5 separate regions of the Homo sapiens genome follow, and all the other regions are linked to region 5. A link is a contact called in ENCODE Hi-C or POLR2A ChIA-PET data. All regions are on one chromosome and are shown on one strand. The core of a region is the stretch at or near the end of the contact, and the rest is flanking DNA. Distances in the headings are between cores, read along the strand shown. Region 1 overlaps PRKCQ (protein kinase C theta). Region 2 has its middle 13 kb from the start of TRV-TAC3-1. Region 3 holds the start of ANKRD16 (ankyrin repeat domain 16). Region 4 overlaps PRKCQ (protein kinase C theta). Region 5 holds the start of PFKFB3-AS1 (PFKFB3 antisense RNA 1).

Region 1 (2,700 bases), core at 169-2,668, 270 kb before region 5:
GTTAAAGTTTTTAAAGTTCCTAGATGAGGGATATATCACCTATGGAAGGGTGAAAATATGATAAAGCCATTTAGGAAGCTACAAAATGTGAAAATTCCTGTGGACTTGGATTCCGAAGTTCAAGCCCAGCTCTGCCGTTTATCAACAGGGCTCTGAGGCACCCACTTTACCCCTGCCCAGGACAGAGAGTAAGAGTTACAGGCAGAGGGGCTGGGAGCTGTAAAACCAGGGGCCCTAATGGGACGGCACCGTCTGGGGACATAGATGTACAGGATAATTCATGAAATCTGAACCTGAATCTGAATGAGGCTCAAATCAAAAGAATCTTCACAATGAATTTTCTGTGTGCTAGATCAAAATGACTTTGTACATCATCCAGGCTCTGGCATAAATTACTGGCTCAGGGTCTAACGTAGATCAGCATTCTGAGAGGCTGCTGTCTTGGCAAGAGGAAAGAAGGGCTAGCTCTTCTTTCTTTTACTTTTTTTCTAACATTTCTTTGTTGTTAATATTTACATTTTCTGTCTTACAAAGTCTGCAGGGCTTGAAATTGCACGATCCCTTCTCAGTACCCCCTTCAGTGCGGATGCCAGCCAACTTTTGCACTACTAGATTTCCAACTTAGATTTTTAACAGTTTCCATTACTTACATTTTAAAAAGTAAAAAAATAGGAAAATCCACAATAAAATTTGTCTACAAGAAGAGTTGTCATAAATCTTTTAACTATCCACTTACAAGTAGATTTAAAACAATTAGAAAAAAATAATTAACCATAAAACTTTGAAACACAGGGAAAAATAAACACTGAAACAGTTTCCCTCTTTTTAGTTATGCTGCAGTAAAAGAAAGATTAATAACTCAAGTATCCAAAGTTTCTGTGTTCTATCTCTGATAAAACTGTGGAAAAATAAGAGGATTTATTTCTAAAATTTGTTTGGAAAGGAAAGATGCATCTAACACAGTAAGGATGCTATTTCTTTTTAATTTCAAGGAAATAATTTTCCCTTAAAAATTAAAAGTGAACTAAAGTCTACCTTCCTCTGTGTCTCCTTTGAATTCTGAAAGGCCGATCTGTATTCTGACATTTAAGTAGTGTTACTATTTCACACCTAAGTAGCTCTAGATCCTATAGGAACAGCTCTGTCTCTGGGTCGTTCCCTCAGGTTGGATTTGAGGGCAGGCCGCCGTGGTTTTGCAGGCCTCTGAAGAGAGGCCTCCCAGGGTGATGCCAAGAGGCAGAACGCTAGTGTTCCTGGATTCACATCACTGCCCTTGACTCCCACACTCCCAATATGCACCAGTTGAACATTCTTGGTCAATATCACTTTGAAATTTTTCTTTTATGAAAAAGAAAACTGAGTTTCACTTTCTATTCATAGAACACACAAAGCTCTACTTCCGGTTATGGCTTCAGGGCATGAGTGTGTGAGTTACTTTGAACAAGTCACCTAACATTTCTTTGTGACACTGGTTCTCCTTTTTTGCTTCCTAAGGATAACGTGAAAAATAATAATAATAACAATAATAGCACTTGCAGAGAAGTTTGGATCTTTTTTGGAGAAAGTACCATACTAACTACAAGATATTATTATCATTTAAAATTAAAAAGAAAAACTCCTTGAACTTGATACTTTTTAAAAAGTATGTCATCCTGGTATTTCCATAGTTTTAAGGCAAAATCCATCTAAGAAAGTTTTTAATTTCAAGCATTTTATTCAGAAACTGCTTCATCTGAAGCTCTCAAAAATGCTGCAATCCATGAACCTTTCAGTTGAGCTAGGAGCCCTGGAAATTACCACAATTGTAGCAAAGAAAAGAAAACCCACGGAAACCACATCCTTCCAAAGACGTGTCCCTGCACTAAGACAAGAATTAACTTTTCATGCTGCCCCCATCTGTAGTGACAGATAAGCCTCTTTTCTTTAACGTCCTCTGGCGGCGTTCTGATCCTGAGAACGCTTACACGTTGTTATTTCAGAAACTGGGGATCACTCAGACATTCTGCAGGTTCCCCTGCTATGTAACCAAACTGTGATTTGGCAAATGTTAGATTTTATAGCAAATTTACAAAAATGAGTCGATTTACAGCTGTCAACCTGAAATAATCAAAAAGGCCAGAATCTAATTTAAAGAGCATTTATTCAAACTCAAAGTTTGAGGATGGCCCACCTGGAAACACCCCAAAAGAATGAAGTCAGAGTTGTAAAGGAGGGAACTTTAGGGTTTCCATAGGGAGAGACAGAGGCATTTTTAGCAGGATTACATTTTTTCATACAAGGCTGGTGCATAGTTCCAGGAACTTGGTTACAGGCAGTGTTTCTTTTTGGGAAAGGGACATTTAACATCTTTTACAGAGTGTGCTATAGTCATGGGTTTTCTGTCATCTGGTCTAAGGAAAATAGGACAAAAAAAGGAAAAGGTAATCTTTAACAAGATTCATTAATTAAAAAGGCAGGAGGCGGCCAGGCACGGTGGCTCACACCTGTAATCCCAGCACTTTGGAGGCTGAAGCGGGTGGATCACCTTGGGGTCAGGAGTTTGAGACCAGCCTGGCCAACATGGCGAAACTCTGTCTCCACTAAAAATACAAAAATTAGCCAGGCGGGGTGGTGGGCACCTATAATCCCAGCTACTCAGGAGGCTGAGGCAGGATAATCACTTGAACCCATGGGGCGGAGGTTGCAGTGAGCTGAGACCAC
Region 2 (2,700 bases), core at 87-2,586, 360 kb after region 5:
GTCACATTTGGTGATTTAGGGGCTGTGTGAAGACCCCGCGCCTACCGTTAAACAATCTATCCAAATCACTCCCATCTCTACAAATATACGACAGCTGCCACAGAAATCTCTTGTTTTCGCTCTGGAGGGAGAATGCCTCCAGTAACTGGTTTACTTATAGGGCCAGCTTATTAAACTTACAGTTTACTTATTTATTTTTATTTGTTTGTTTTGGTTTTTGTTTTGTTATTGTTGTTTTTTGAACTTACAGTATAAAAAACAGTAACTCAGACATTTGAATCCTGCCCCACCACTAATCAGCTTCTTGCCTTGGCCAATCCCAACCTGAGTCAGTACCCTTATTCGTACAATGGATTTAGTAACACCTGCTTTATGCAGTAATTACAAAGGTTAAAATAATCCATACCTGTTAAATAACTGGCCAGTGCTTGGCCAAAATAGAATCCCCAAATAGTTTGAATCTGTGTCACGAGACTCTGACAGCACAGGGCACTGATGCACAGAAAGGGTGTCATTGTGTCACTGAAGAGGTGTGATTGATGGGCGGGGTCTGGTGTTTATTTGCAGCACCAGAGAGGGGGCCTCCCACCGAGGAAGGAAATGCCAGAAATAAAGGGGCAATGAGGGGGCGTGAGGGTGAGGACATGACCCGCGTCACCAGGGCAGTCGTGGGCTGAAGCCTTTCTGTATGTCCTCCTGCCCCCCGGTCACCTGCAGCGAGTGAGACCTTCCAGGGCCACATGACATGAACCGTGGGAACAGCACCTTCACTAGGCTGTGCCTGACTTTCGAAGGGGTTTTCAGGAGAGCTTTGGACAAAGCGTGGAGGCACGAATTCTCAAAAAATCCAAATGAGGGCCCCAGAGCCACTGGCCTCCCCACTTTCTGCAGCAGGACCTGGGTGGACACTGGTGCCCACAGACCCCCCAGACAGGACACGAGGTGCCCCGCGAGGTGGAAATACATCTTCTTCCCGCCTCACAGTGCAGCAGAGAAGCACTGACTTTCTAGCTGCTTTAGCCACACACAATGGCACCTCTGTTCCTGTCCAGTGAGCTTGCTGCCTCCAGGGACACTGCCGGGGCCCATCGTGGCCATGCCGGGAACATGCAGTCCTTTGATAATCGCCCTTTATCCCGGCCTCTAAATCAAAGCGGCAAACATGCTGACAACAACTCCAGCAAACGCAACCGATGCTTTCAGGTCTGACCCTGAAACGGAGACCCACCTCCGTGGGGAGAAGCACACGCTTCTCTGGGCTGTAGGCTCGACGGAAACAGGAACTGCGGGCCCTGCACACAGCTGCGCTCGCCGGGGCAGCTCAGACTCACATCCCCAGGGGGATGCGAGTTATCCAGAACGGCGTTCCTGACCCCCAGAGGGGTGAGTCACCCCGGCCCGCCTTTCCACGTGCTGTGTGAAGCCTGTGGACAACTTCAGATGCCTTGTTGTTTTTTTATCGAGGTGAAATTCAAGTAACGTAAAATGAACCATTTAAAGTGAAAAATTCGGGCCGGGTGCAGTGGCTCACACCTGTAATCCCAGCACTTTGGGAGACCGAGGTGGGAGGATCGTTTGAGCCCAGGAGTTCGAGACCAGCCTGGACAACATAGTGAGACCCTGTCCCCGAAAAAAGAAAAACAAAATTAGCCGGGCATGGTAGTGTGCACCTGTGTTCCCAGCTACTCCGGAGGCTGAGGTGGGAGGATGGCTTAAGCCTGGTGGGGGTTGAGGCTGCAATGAGCTATGATTGTCCCACTGCACTCCCAGCCTGGGTGACAGAGAGAGGCCCTGTCTCAAAAAAAAACTAAAATAAATAAATAAATAAAAGGAATAATTCAGTGGCATTTAAAACATTCACTGTTCTGCAGGCACCACCGCTATCTAGCTCCAAAGTGTTCTCCTCACCCCAAATACAACCCCGCACCCATGTGCAGTCACTCTTCATTCTCCCCTCCCAGACTGTGACGGCAACGTGCCAGGGACTGTGCTCAGGGCAGAAGCACAGTGGTCAACACAGCGGTTGCAGTCCCTGCCAACATGGGGTCCAGTCTAACGTGACATCCAGATACAAAACAACTGGAAATGGCACGTGTTACAGGAGCCTATGACAGAAGTGCTAAGCAGGGGCCGGGCGCCGTGGCTCACGCCTGTAATCCCAACACTTTAGGAGGCCGAGGAGGGTCAGGGGTTCAAGACCAGCCTGGCCAACATGGTGAAACTCAGTCGGTACTAAAAATACAAAAATTAGCCAGGCGTGGTGGTGCACGCCTTTAATCCCAGCTACTCAGGAGGCTGAGGCAGGAGAATCACTTGAACCCAGGAGGCAGAGGTTGCAGTGAGCCGAGATTGTGCCACTGCACTCCAGCTTGGGTGACAAAGCGAGACTCCGTCTCAAAAAGAAAAAAAAAAACACTGCTGAGCGGGTCCAAGCTCAGAGTTCCCATACGATGCCCTGCTGAGGTGGGCTTGACGGTCATCCCCATTCTCCAGATGAACAAACTGGAATCTTGAGAGGTTAAATGCCCTGCTCAAGGTTAGACCACCAATAAATGGCAAAGTTGGGATTCAAACAAAGGTCCCTGTGACATCCACCAAGTTGCTTTCTGTCTCTATGGATTTAATTATCCCGTACATTTCATATCAATGGAATCACACAATATGTGACCTTTTGTGTCTGGCTTCTGTTATTTTAATATT
Region 3 (2,700 bases), core at 71-2,570, 310 kb after region 5:
GTCTTTTCATTTATCTCCGCTCATTTTACCACAGCGGCAGACGCTGGCGGACACTCAACACATGCTACCATCCTGCCTTCCAGAAGACTTTATTACCTGTAATTCTGTAAGAAAGTCACTGACTTGGTTAGGCCTCCACTTCCCCACCTGTAAAACCCTACTGATGCCTCATAGGGTTGTCTTCGGACCACAGACTGCAATAAAAAATGTAAACGGCACTCGTTTTTAGGCCTGGCAAATAGGAGCTACTCCCATTCTACTCCCTAAAGGAATCGAAAACATGGAGAGGTTAAGTGACTGGCACCTAATCAGATCGGGTAAGGAACCCAACACCTACTGATCTCTTCCATCACCCACAGCCTGCCCAGCTCTCGCCGTGCCCTCCACCAGCGCCAGGCCTCCCACATCGCCTTAGGCTTCCCATGCTCAGAGGAGGGGCAGAGAAGCTACCGATGACACAGGGGCAGAGGGCAGCGAAAAATGACTTGCCCAAGGTCAAAACGTCAGAGTAGACGGGAAAGCCTGGCCTCCTAGCAGCCGAGGCCACGTCCCCGCGCTTGCCCCTTCAGCCCCGAGGACCCACACGCTGCGCCTTCCTGGCCTCGGGGGGCAGCGCGGGGGCCGCTCCCGACCGAGTTCAGTGAGCGCCCTGGCCTCCCCCGCGCACCCCCGCCGCGCCCTCCACCTGCCCACGGCCCGGACGGCCGAGCCCCCACGCCCGCGCTTGCCCGAGCCCAGCCTCGCGCCCCCGGGGCCCCCGCTGCCCCACCCCGGGCCCGGACCCCCCGCGCAGGACCCCGGAGGTTAAGTTTTCCACACGGCGGAGCCCCTCCCACACTCCCTGCCACGTCTGCGGCCTCACGCACTGTGGCGCTCCGGACCCGGACCCCGCTGCCGCCGCCGCCGGGCCCGCGCCGCCGGCCGCTCAGCCCAGCGTCCCCCGGCAGCGAGCTCCTCCTCTGGCCGGGACCTGGAGCCCGAGACGCCCGCCGACTTCCTCCGCGAGCTCCGCCCCGCCGCAGCCCCGGGAAGCGCCCGCCGCCGGAGCCGGACTGACGGCCCCCGCGACCAATCGGGACGCGAGACCGGAGGGGGCGTGCTGACGGACGGCCACTAACGCCAATCGAAATGCGCAATCGGTGGGGGCGCGGCCACAGCTACCGGGCCACGCCCCATCCGCGCTTCCGCTCGGGCCGGGGCGGAGCGGGAAACTTTCCCAGAGTTCCTTCGAGCTCCCCGAGTCCCCGCGGAGCAGCGGCGGTCGAGGGGCGGGGACGGGGGCGGAGCCCAGGAACGCCGGCCCCCAGGGGCTGGAGGCTGGGGCGGCCCTGAGGACGCGTGCGGGGCAGGTCACGCTTGGGCCTGGCTGCCTCAGGAGCCACCCTGCACGGCGCCGGGCGAGGCTGTGCGCGCCCTCCCGGACCCTCCACTTTGGGGCTTTGCGGTGTAGCGGCGCGCCCCACTCCCTTACGTGTTCAGTCCCGAATCACGTACGGGCCGCTGCAGCTCCAGGACGGCGGACGCCAGCGCTCTCGGATCCCCAGGCCCCTCCGTGCTCATCCCGGACCGCTCCGTCCCTGAGGAAAAACCGCCCCGTGCCCGGAACCGCGGCTTCTCCCACGCGGGGCAGGCCGGGGCTGTGAGGGGGCAGCCCGCCTGCGGACTAGGCCGGGGGTTTGAGGAGGCGGCTCTGCCGGGGACAAAGCCGGGGGCGTGAGGGGCGGTTCTGCCGGGTTCGGGGCGCGCGGGGCAGGTTGCGTGAAGAGGCGGAAAGTCCCACTCGCCCTCGGCTTCTCCCTGCCCGGCCGCCGGTGTCCCGCCCGCCGCCTCCCCGCGCAGCCCGGCCCGACCCGCGGCGATGGCCCAGCCCGGGGACCCGCGGCGCCTCTGCAGGCTGGTGCAGGAGGGCCGGCTGCGCGCCCTGAAGGAGGAGCTGCAGGCGGCCGGGGGCTGCCCGGGGCCGGCCGGGGATACCCTCCTGCACTGCGCCGCGCGCCACGGGCATCGGGACGTGCTGGCCTATCTGGCCGAGGCCTGGGGCATGGACATCGAGGCCACCAACCGAGACTACAAGCGGCCTCTGCACGAGGCGGCCTCCATGGGCCACCGAGACTGCGTGCGCTACCTGCTGGGCCGGGGGGCAGCGGTCGACTGCCTGAAGAAGGCCGACTGGTAGGTGTGGAGCGGAAAGACACCCCGCCTCCCCTCTACTCGCAGAGTCGTAGCGAGTTCCCTGTGCTTCTCCGTCCCCTTGGACACCGTAGCTGTTCTCAGCTCCTAGTTCTCACCCCAGGCCTGCTCAGCGGCAGGGACCTCCTGCCCAACTTTCCCTTATAACGCAGATGACCTGCAGAGTCCCTCGTTCCTGCCCTTGTGGGTTAACTGGTCGGGGCAGTCACCTCCCTTTCTAGAGCACGGAATAGTGTAGAATATAACCAAAGAGAATGTTACCAAACAATGAAGTGTGTGCACTATACAGATAGCCTCCGGATGCGATGTTCTGGGGACATTTAGCTAAGTTACTTCTGCACCAATGCATTGTTTCAAGTGGCATTGCTCCAATCAATATCCAGAATTCCTGAGTTATACACGCGCTCGTGTGTGTAGAGCACAGTGCAGTTGTATCACATACGTGCAGCCTTGCATAACCACCACAGTCAGAGATACTCTGCTCCACCATCACACAAGCCAATTGCATTT
Region 4 (2,700 bases), core at 82-2,581, 340 kb before region 5:
GGCTCACGCCTGTAATCCCAGCACTTTGGGAGGCCGAGGCAGGCGGATCATGAGGTCAGGAGTTCGAGAGCAGCCTGGCCAATATGGTGAAACACTGTCTCTACTAAAAATATAAAAATTTAGCCAGGTGCGGTGGTACGTGCCTGTTGTCCCAGTTACTTGGGAGGCTGAGGCAGGAGAATCTCTTAAACCCAGGAGGTGGAGGTTGCAGTGAGCCTGGATCATGCCACTGCACTCCAGCCTATGCGATAGAAAGAGACTCCTCAAAAAAAAAAAAAAAGAGTGTGGGGTAGGATCTCCAACTGCTTAGGCGAGAGAGGAGGTTAAACAGTCATCACACAAATTCAGATTCTAAGGGCAGGTGAATGAATAGAACCAATAAGTGAAGACCCAGTTTCCAGTTATCTCCATTTATCAATGTCCTTGGCCTAAGTCAATTAGAGTTAATCACTGTGGAGTTAATTACAGTGTCTCTCCTTGCCGTTAACAATATATTCTGTGGTCATCGCATTATTAGAATGGGCAAATTGGTTCTTCAGTTGACAGTGTGACCAGGTCATTAAACAGACAAATCTCCCCGATGAAAAACCTTGAGCGATGTTGATTTTGGTGGAAACATAAAGCCATCCACAAACCATCCTTTCCAGGATGGATGTCAGGTAGTGGGAATTAAGCTCAAAACTGTGACTCACAAACAGTTTAACTTCCTTCAGGTTGATTTTCCCCATTGGTAAAATTCCCATGAATATTCTACATAACCCTTTGATTCTTCCAACATCGTTTTTCCCAAACATCTTTCCTGAGAGCTCTTCAAAAGATGGTAAAGGTACCATAGTAAGATACATGATGTAATGAACTTGACCTCGCTGAGGGGAAAATGGCCATGGTAGCCTGCTTGGAAGAAATATGCAAACCATCTGAGAAAGAGACAGCTCTCTCAGTGTCGTGGGGTTGGAGGTCATGTCTTTCCTTTTCACAACAGGAAGGGCTGGCACCTTCTGCTCTTTCGGTCCTGACAACTGTCTGCTCAGAGCATCAGCCAAACAAGGCCCTGTCATCCCAGCCAGGAAGGATGCGCGGTGCATGGGAGTGGCAGGACATTTGTGGAAGGAGTACAGCCGACCCCCCAGTTTCCTCCAGTCCTTGTCCCCAGGCTGGGGTTCCTTCCAGCACTTGCAGTTCAGCCCTGCTCAGCGTGTTTCTCTGGAAAACAGAACCGTGGGCCTTGTCAGCAACCTGCTGTGTGAGTTGGGTTGTGTGTTTGATCATCGAGGACAGTGTTTCAGCATCTGGAGGTGTGTGTTTGCTTTCCTTAGGTAACCACAAAGTAGTGGTTAGCGTCTCTCTAATTGATAAGGGTGACAGAAGCTGCTGCTGGCTTTAGAATGATGCCTGAACTCTTCTTCTGAAAATGAATGTGGTTAATTTAGTCATGACAGACACATTTCTGACTTCTTCCTCCCTCCTTTTTTCCCCAACGCCACCTTTCCCCATGGTGTTGTGTTTTTGCTTTTGTTTTTGTTTTTGTTTTCCTCTGTCTGGAGACTGAAAGAGACCAGACTGCGCTCAGCTGAAAGCTAAGGGAAGCCTGTGCTGCTCCGCCAGGGCTGAGTATTTTGTTTTCAGCTCCGCGAACTCCACCTGTGTGACTTTTTCTTCCTTTCTTTTTAAAAGTAAACATGGCAGGATGTGTGCTCACCAATTACTGAGCGCACAGAAATACAGGAACTGCTGGGCTAACGAACACGACTTCAAAGGACAGTGGTGAGGAGCCCTTGCCTCCCTGCCAGGCTTGAAAGGGCTGAGCTCTCCAGGGAGGGCAGGGCCCACCCTCAGGGCTCCACCAAAATAGTGACTTCCCAGCCTGTGACTTTCTTAGAGCCCTGAGGAAGGACTCAACGCAGGGAAAGGACGTGATGGCAGTGGGGATTCCCTCTTGCTTTGAGCCCTTCTGAATGCAAGCAGAAAAAGAAACCCTTTTATATTACTTTTTAATTGAATATAATAACAGAAACAATGAAAAGAATGTGACCTTGACTTTGCAACTCTATTTCCCAGGCATATTCCTAACAACACCTAAGAAAGCTAGGATGTAGGTAGCTTTTATCACCTTCGTTCTTTTTAGGTAATGAGTTAGAAGCACAAAGCAGGCAAGAGACCTCGTAACGTCAAATTTAATATTAAGCTGATCTTCTGATGGCCCAGGACATACCCCTGGGTGCTAGAATCTAACACGGAGACATGGATGGTGACGGGTACCTAGTGATCCAGCTGTTGAACTACACACAATTCTGCTGTTGTCCCCGAGGGAGAACTGTTCACTCTGAAGCTGCAGATGCTGTGTTATAGGGTGTTAAAGTCTCTACAGTTTCTATCAATGCTGTTGCATTCATGTTTTATTGCTTCTGCCAAAATACGAGTATTTCAAGGATGAAGTTCATGTTCTCCCACCAGCTCTTGTCTAAAATCCATGCTCAATGAGTATTTACTGTATGCAGGTTATTACTGAAGAGAGGACTTATGTGTTCTTCCCATGACATCAGAATGCAAGGATATTTCTCCAAGAGAGCAGGCTTCTATCTGCAAATGCATTCACCTGAGGATAGTGGTGAGACAGCCACTGAGCCTGGCAAGTCAGCACCACTCCAGGTTGTTGGGCTGAAAATAGACTAGAGAGAGTAATCTCTAGGCCCTCATTTT
Region 5 (2,700 bases), core at 38-2,537:
CAACCGTGCACTCACCAACCCACCGACCCTCCCCAAAGCCGGGGACACAGGCGTGGCTCCAGGTGGCTCTCCTGGCGCCCCCAGCACGGGCGCCCCCATGGCACTGGAGATGCACGGAAGAGAGAGAAGGAGAGAGAAAGAGATAAAAGCAGAAAGAAACAGTGGGAGAGGAAGGAGGTAGAAACAGAGAAAAACAGAGACATATATATCGAAAGAGAAAACAGGACAGAGAAATAGGTTATTAAGTGAAGCGAGGGGATAGGAATGCATAGCAAGGCGGGAGAGGAGATGGAAACATGCAGAGAGAGGAGATCCGGACGGTGAAAAGGGGCGGAGGCGCGAGCGGCCGGGTCCCTGGGCTGCGCTCCGGCGACGGCCGCCCGAGACGGGTGTCGAGGACAGGGATCGCGGAGGATGTGGATCCCCTCCCTGGCCTGCCCAGGCGCGCGCGTCCCTCCGTCTCGGGGTACGCAGCCCGGCCGGGCGCACTCGCCGTTTCCGGGCCGGCGGGGCAGCCACCGGGACAAGGGCCACAGCGCCCCCGCCGCCCGGCCAAGGACGCGCAGCCCGCGCCTCCGCCCCGCCCCGCCGGCGCGACCCGCACGGGCGCGCCCCCCGCAGAGGGGCGTCGGCACAAAGCCGCCCCACACAATGGCCCGGCCCGGCGCAGCCCGCCCTGCAACCCGGCTCCGCGCAGCTGCACTCACATCTGGGCAACGAGGGCCTGTGGTCCACGGGCACCCAGATCTTCTGCACTCGGCTCTGCGTCAGTTCCAACGGCATCTTCGCGGCTGCGCCCGACGGCCCGCCTCCCGGGGCCGAGATCCCGACGCTGGCAGGAGAGCGGCCGCCGACCCCCGGAACAAAGGAGGAGAGGGGGGCGTGCGCCGGCGCGCGGCCGGGCGTTTCCTGCGCTGCCAGGGGAAACGTGCTTTGGGCTAAGTTCCGGACCCTCGCCTGTGCGGGGCTCGACGTGTGCTGCGAGGGTAGCGAGGCTGGGGATGCCCGGCACGGCCGGCTCGTCCGCTCGGAAAGCTCTGGGATGCTCGGGCGCAGTGACAGCCGCGCTCTCGCCACCAGGCCCTGCTGCTCGCCTCCTCTCCGGCTTGGCTGGGATGCCCCGCGCACCGCCGGCTTTTAAAGAGTCCGGGCTGGCCGCAGACGCGTACGTCAGCCTCGGGGCGGGCCGCATTCCTTGGGTCCCAGCCCCCTTCCACGTGGGGAGGAGGGTGGGCGAGCCGGGAAGCAGCCTGCGAGCTCCCCCTGCGGGCCGGCGACGGCGGTGCACCAGCTCCCGCCGCCCTGCCCCGGGCCTGGAGCGCGCCCAGCCCTGCTGAAGGGTCCTGGCTGCTGTTATCCCCTCGTCCCGTTGTCCCCTCGGGACGTCTGGCACAGCTTCCCCGACTAATTCCGGCCCCTCACCTCAACTGTGCTGGCCGGGAGGAGAGCAGAGACGCAGTCCTGCCCAGTGTAGACCGTGGACCCCGCAGCCGAATCCCTTGGGAAGCTGCTTAAAGTGCATCCTACCAATGCAGCTCCTTTAGGGCCATGGAGCCCCAATACTCTGCATTCCTAACACGCGCTGTGGGGCAGGCGCAGTCCAGGTAAGGACATGGGCCAGGCTGCTCCCTGATAATACCCGTGAGCCCATCCCCCGCCACGACCCGGGCGACCCGCGGGGAGGAGGCTTCCCTGATCCTCCCACCTCACCTCGTCCTTGTCCACTTTGCTGAATCCCTTAGAAACCTGGACTTGAACTGAGCCTTGCTCCCCTCCCCTAGCCCAAAGACTGGGAACCTTGAGAGGCCCGCGGTGCTGGGTACGAGGAGGGGGCGGGAAAGCCCCGGGGAGCTGGACTGAAGTGGACTGGGGCTGGGGGCAGCTGGCATCTGGTTTTCACACTCACCATGTACACCATTCAATAAACCTTTATCGCCCCGAGTAGAAGAATGAATAAAACTAGACCCATTTCGATCTGCAATTCATTACCTAAGTCGAGGGAAAACTATTGGGGGCGGCCCCTTATTAGGCAGACTCCTAAAATTCACTCCGTTATCCTGCACACCCTGCAGCTCTGCCTCCCCACTTTTTGGTGCATGCGTGCCCCGTCTCCTTTCCCGGCCCTCGCAGTTTGCACCAGCTCGCGACTTGTGACAGTCGTGCAGTCAGGTCAGAGGCGTGCGGGGAAGATCTGGGTTGCTTTTGGTGGGGAACCGCCGCCCGCGCCGGGACGGATGTAACTTTTGCAAACGAAGCCTCAGTACGGGAGCGCTGCGCCGCCTTGCAGAGAGGTGCACACTTAGCGCTGAGGCTGGGCTGTGATTGGAGGGAAGGCGGCGCTCGCTGAAACCTACACCGCGGCGGAAAAGTCTGCGCAGAGGCTGCCACACGTCGCTCACGTCCCGCATGCTCCACAGGGAGGGCGCCCGCGCCCAGGCGGCGACCGGGGCTGCTCCCGCCCCGCGCGCCCGCCCCACCCGGGCCTCCACTCCTCCCGACCCGCCGCCTGCCGAGGGGCCCCGGAACGCGCAACATCGGCCACCTGGCCTGTGCCCCGCCACCCTCCCCCACGCCTCGACCCCCACTCCCCCTCCCGCCTCGACCCCCACTCCGGCACCCCGCCCCCCGCGCCGCCCTCTCAGAGCCCCTGTTCCCGCGACAGCTTTGCTGACGGTCTGGTTTCCGCGCTCTGGCGGCTGT

Evidence for each region. Hi-C counts contacts between places; a loop is a spot of excess contacts on that map. ChIA-PET counts read pairs that join two places held with the same protein, here RNA polymerase II (POLR2A). Pooled maps may share reads with other maps.
Region 1: a pooled map shows a loop between it and region 5 (6-fold over the local background). The contact joins the enhancer-like site here to the promoter of PFKFB3-AS1 in region 5. A Hi-C loop is called at or near these places in 2 of 37 single-sample maps with no recorded cell type and 9 of 50 pooled maps. POLR2A ChIA-PET finds 5 or more read pairs at or near these places in 3 of 52 experiments (CD4-positive, alpha-beta T cell, OCI-LY7 and activated B cell).
Region 2: a loop to region 5 is called in a pooled map, with 2.4 times the contacts of the local background. The contact joins the enhancer-like site here to the promoter of PFKFB3-AS1 in region 5. A Hi-C loop is called at or near these places in 2 of 50 pooled maps. POLR2A ChIA-PET finds 5 or more read pairs at or near these places in 2 of 52 experiments (GM10248 and OCI-LY7).
Region 3: a map of naive thymus-derived CD4-positive, alpha-beta T cell shows a loop between it and region 5 (4-fold over the local background). The contact joins the promoter of ANKRD16 here to the promoter of PFKFB3-AS1 in region 5. A Hi-C loop is called at or near these places in 1 of 168 maps with a recorded cell type or tissue (naive thymus-derived CD4-positive, alpha-beta T cell), 2 of 37 single-sample maps with no recorded cell type and 12 of 50 pooled maps. POLR2A ChIA-PET finds 5 or more read pairs at or near these places in 9 of 52 experiments (GM10248, H1, HEK293 and 4 more).
Region 4: a loop to region 5 is called in a map of naive thymus-derived CD4-positive, alpha-beta T cell, with 6 times the contacts of the local background. The contact joins the enhancer-like site here to the promoter of PFKFB3-AS1 in region 5. A Hi-C loop is called at or near these places in 1 of 168 maps with a recorded cell type or tissue (naive thymus-derived CD4-positive, alpha-beta T cell) and 6 of 50 pooled maps. POLR2A ChIA-PET finds 5 or more read pairs at or near these places in 1 of 52 experiments (activated T-cell).

What each region holds. Positions count from the first base shown.
Region 1 is chr10:6,472,774-6,475,473 of GRCh38, reverse strand. All of the region lies in intron 12 of PRKCQ (protein kinase C theta), which reads left to right. Among named protein-coding and RNA genes, the nearest start is that of PRKCQ, 110 kb to the left of the region's middle. RefSeq lists an enhancer at 1,295-1,474. Within about 2 kb of position 1,418, at least 7 of the 41 ENCODE cell types and tissues checked have a DNase peak (open chromatin) inside an H3K27ac peak, as active enhancers do; they include CD4-positive, alpha-beta T cell, where a contact is called at or near this core.
Region 2 is chr10:5,839,052-5,841,751 of GRCh38, reverse strand. No RefSeq gene overlaps it. Among named protein-coding and RNA genes, the nearest start is that of TRV-TAC3-1, 13 kb to the left of the region's middle. RefSeq lists enhancers at 709-758, 1,039-1,218, 1,429-1,728. Within about 2 kb of position 1,336, at least 9 of the 41 ENCODE cell types and tissues checked have a DNase peak (open chromatin) inside an H3K27ac peak, as active enhancers do; they include OCI-LY7, where a contact is called at or near this core.
Region 3 is chr10:5,888,513-5,891,212 of GRCh38, reverse strand. It overlaps ANKRD16 (ankyrin repeat domain 16), which reads left to right and starts at 1,320. Exons shown (of 8, transcript NM_019046.3): 1 at 1,320-2,172. The coding sequence starts at 1,859. It overlaps FBH1 (F-box DNA helicase 1), which reads right to left and starts at 970. Exons shown (of 21, transcript NM_178150.3): 1 at 867-970. The coding sequence starts at 867. RefSeq lists silencers at 538-587, 778-1,497, 1,638-1,747, 1,758-2,037.
Region 4 is chr10:6,542,207-6,544,906 of GRCh38, reverse strand. The region is part of intron 1 of PRKCQ (protein kinase C theta); the gene reads left to right. Among named protein-coding and RNA genes, the nearest start is that of PRKCQ, 37 kb to the left of the region's middle. Within about 2 kb of position 1,331, at least 5 of the 41 ENCODE cell types and tissues checked have a DNase peak (open chromatin) inside an H3K27ac peak, as active enhancers do.
Region 5 is chr10:6,201,344-6,204,043 of GRCh38, reverse strand. It overlaps PFKFB3-AS1 (PFKFB3 antisense RNA 1), which reads left to right and starts at 1,287. Exons shown (of 2, transcript XR_007062045.1): 1 at 1,287-1,604. PFKFB3 (6-phosphofructo-2-kinase/fructose-2,6-biphosphatase 3) reads right to left here and starts at 1,112. Exons shown (of 15, transcript NM_004566.4): 1 at 708-1,112. The coding sequence starts at 783. RefSeq lists silencers at 1-39, 270-779, 900-1,009, 1,060-1,389, 2,420-2,639, a cis regulatory region at 918-1,449 and enhancers at 1,383-1,887, 2,442-2,700.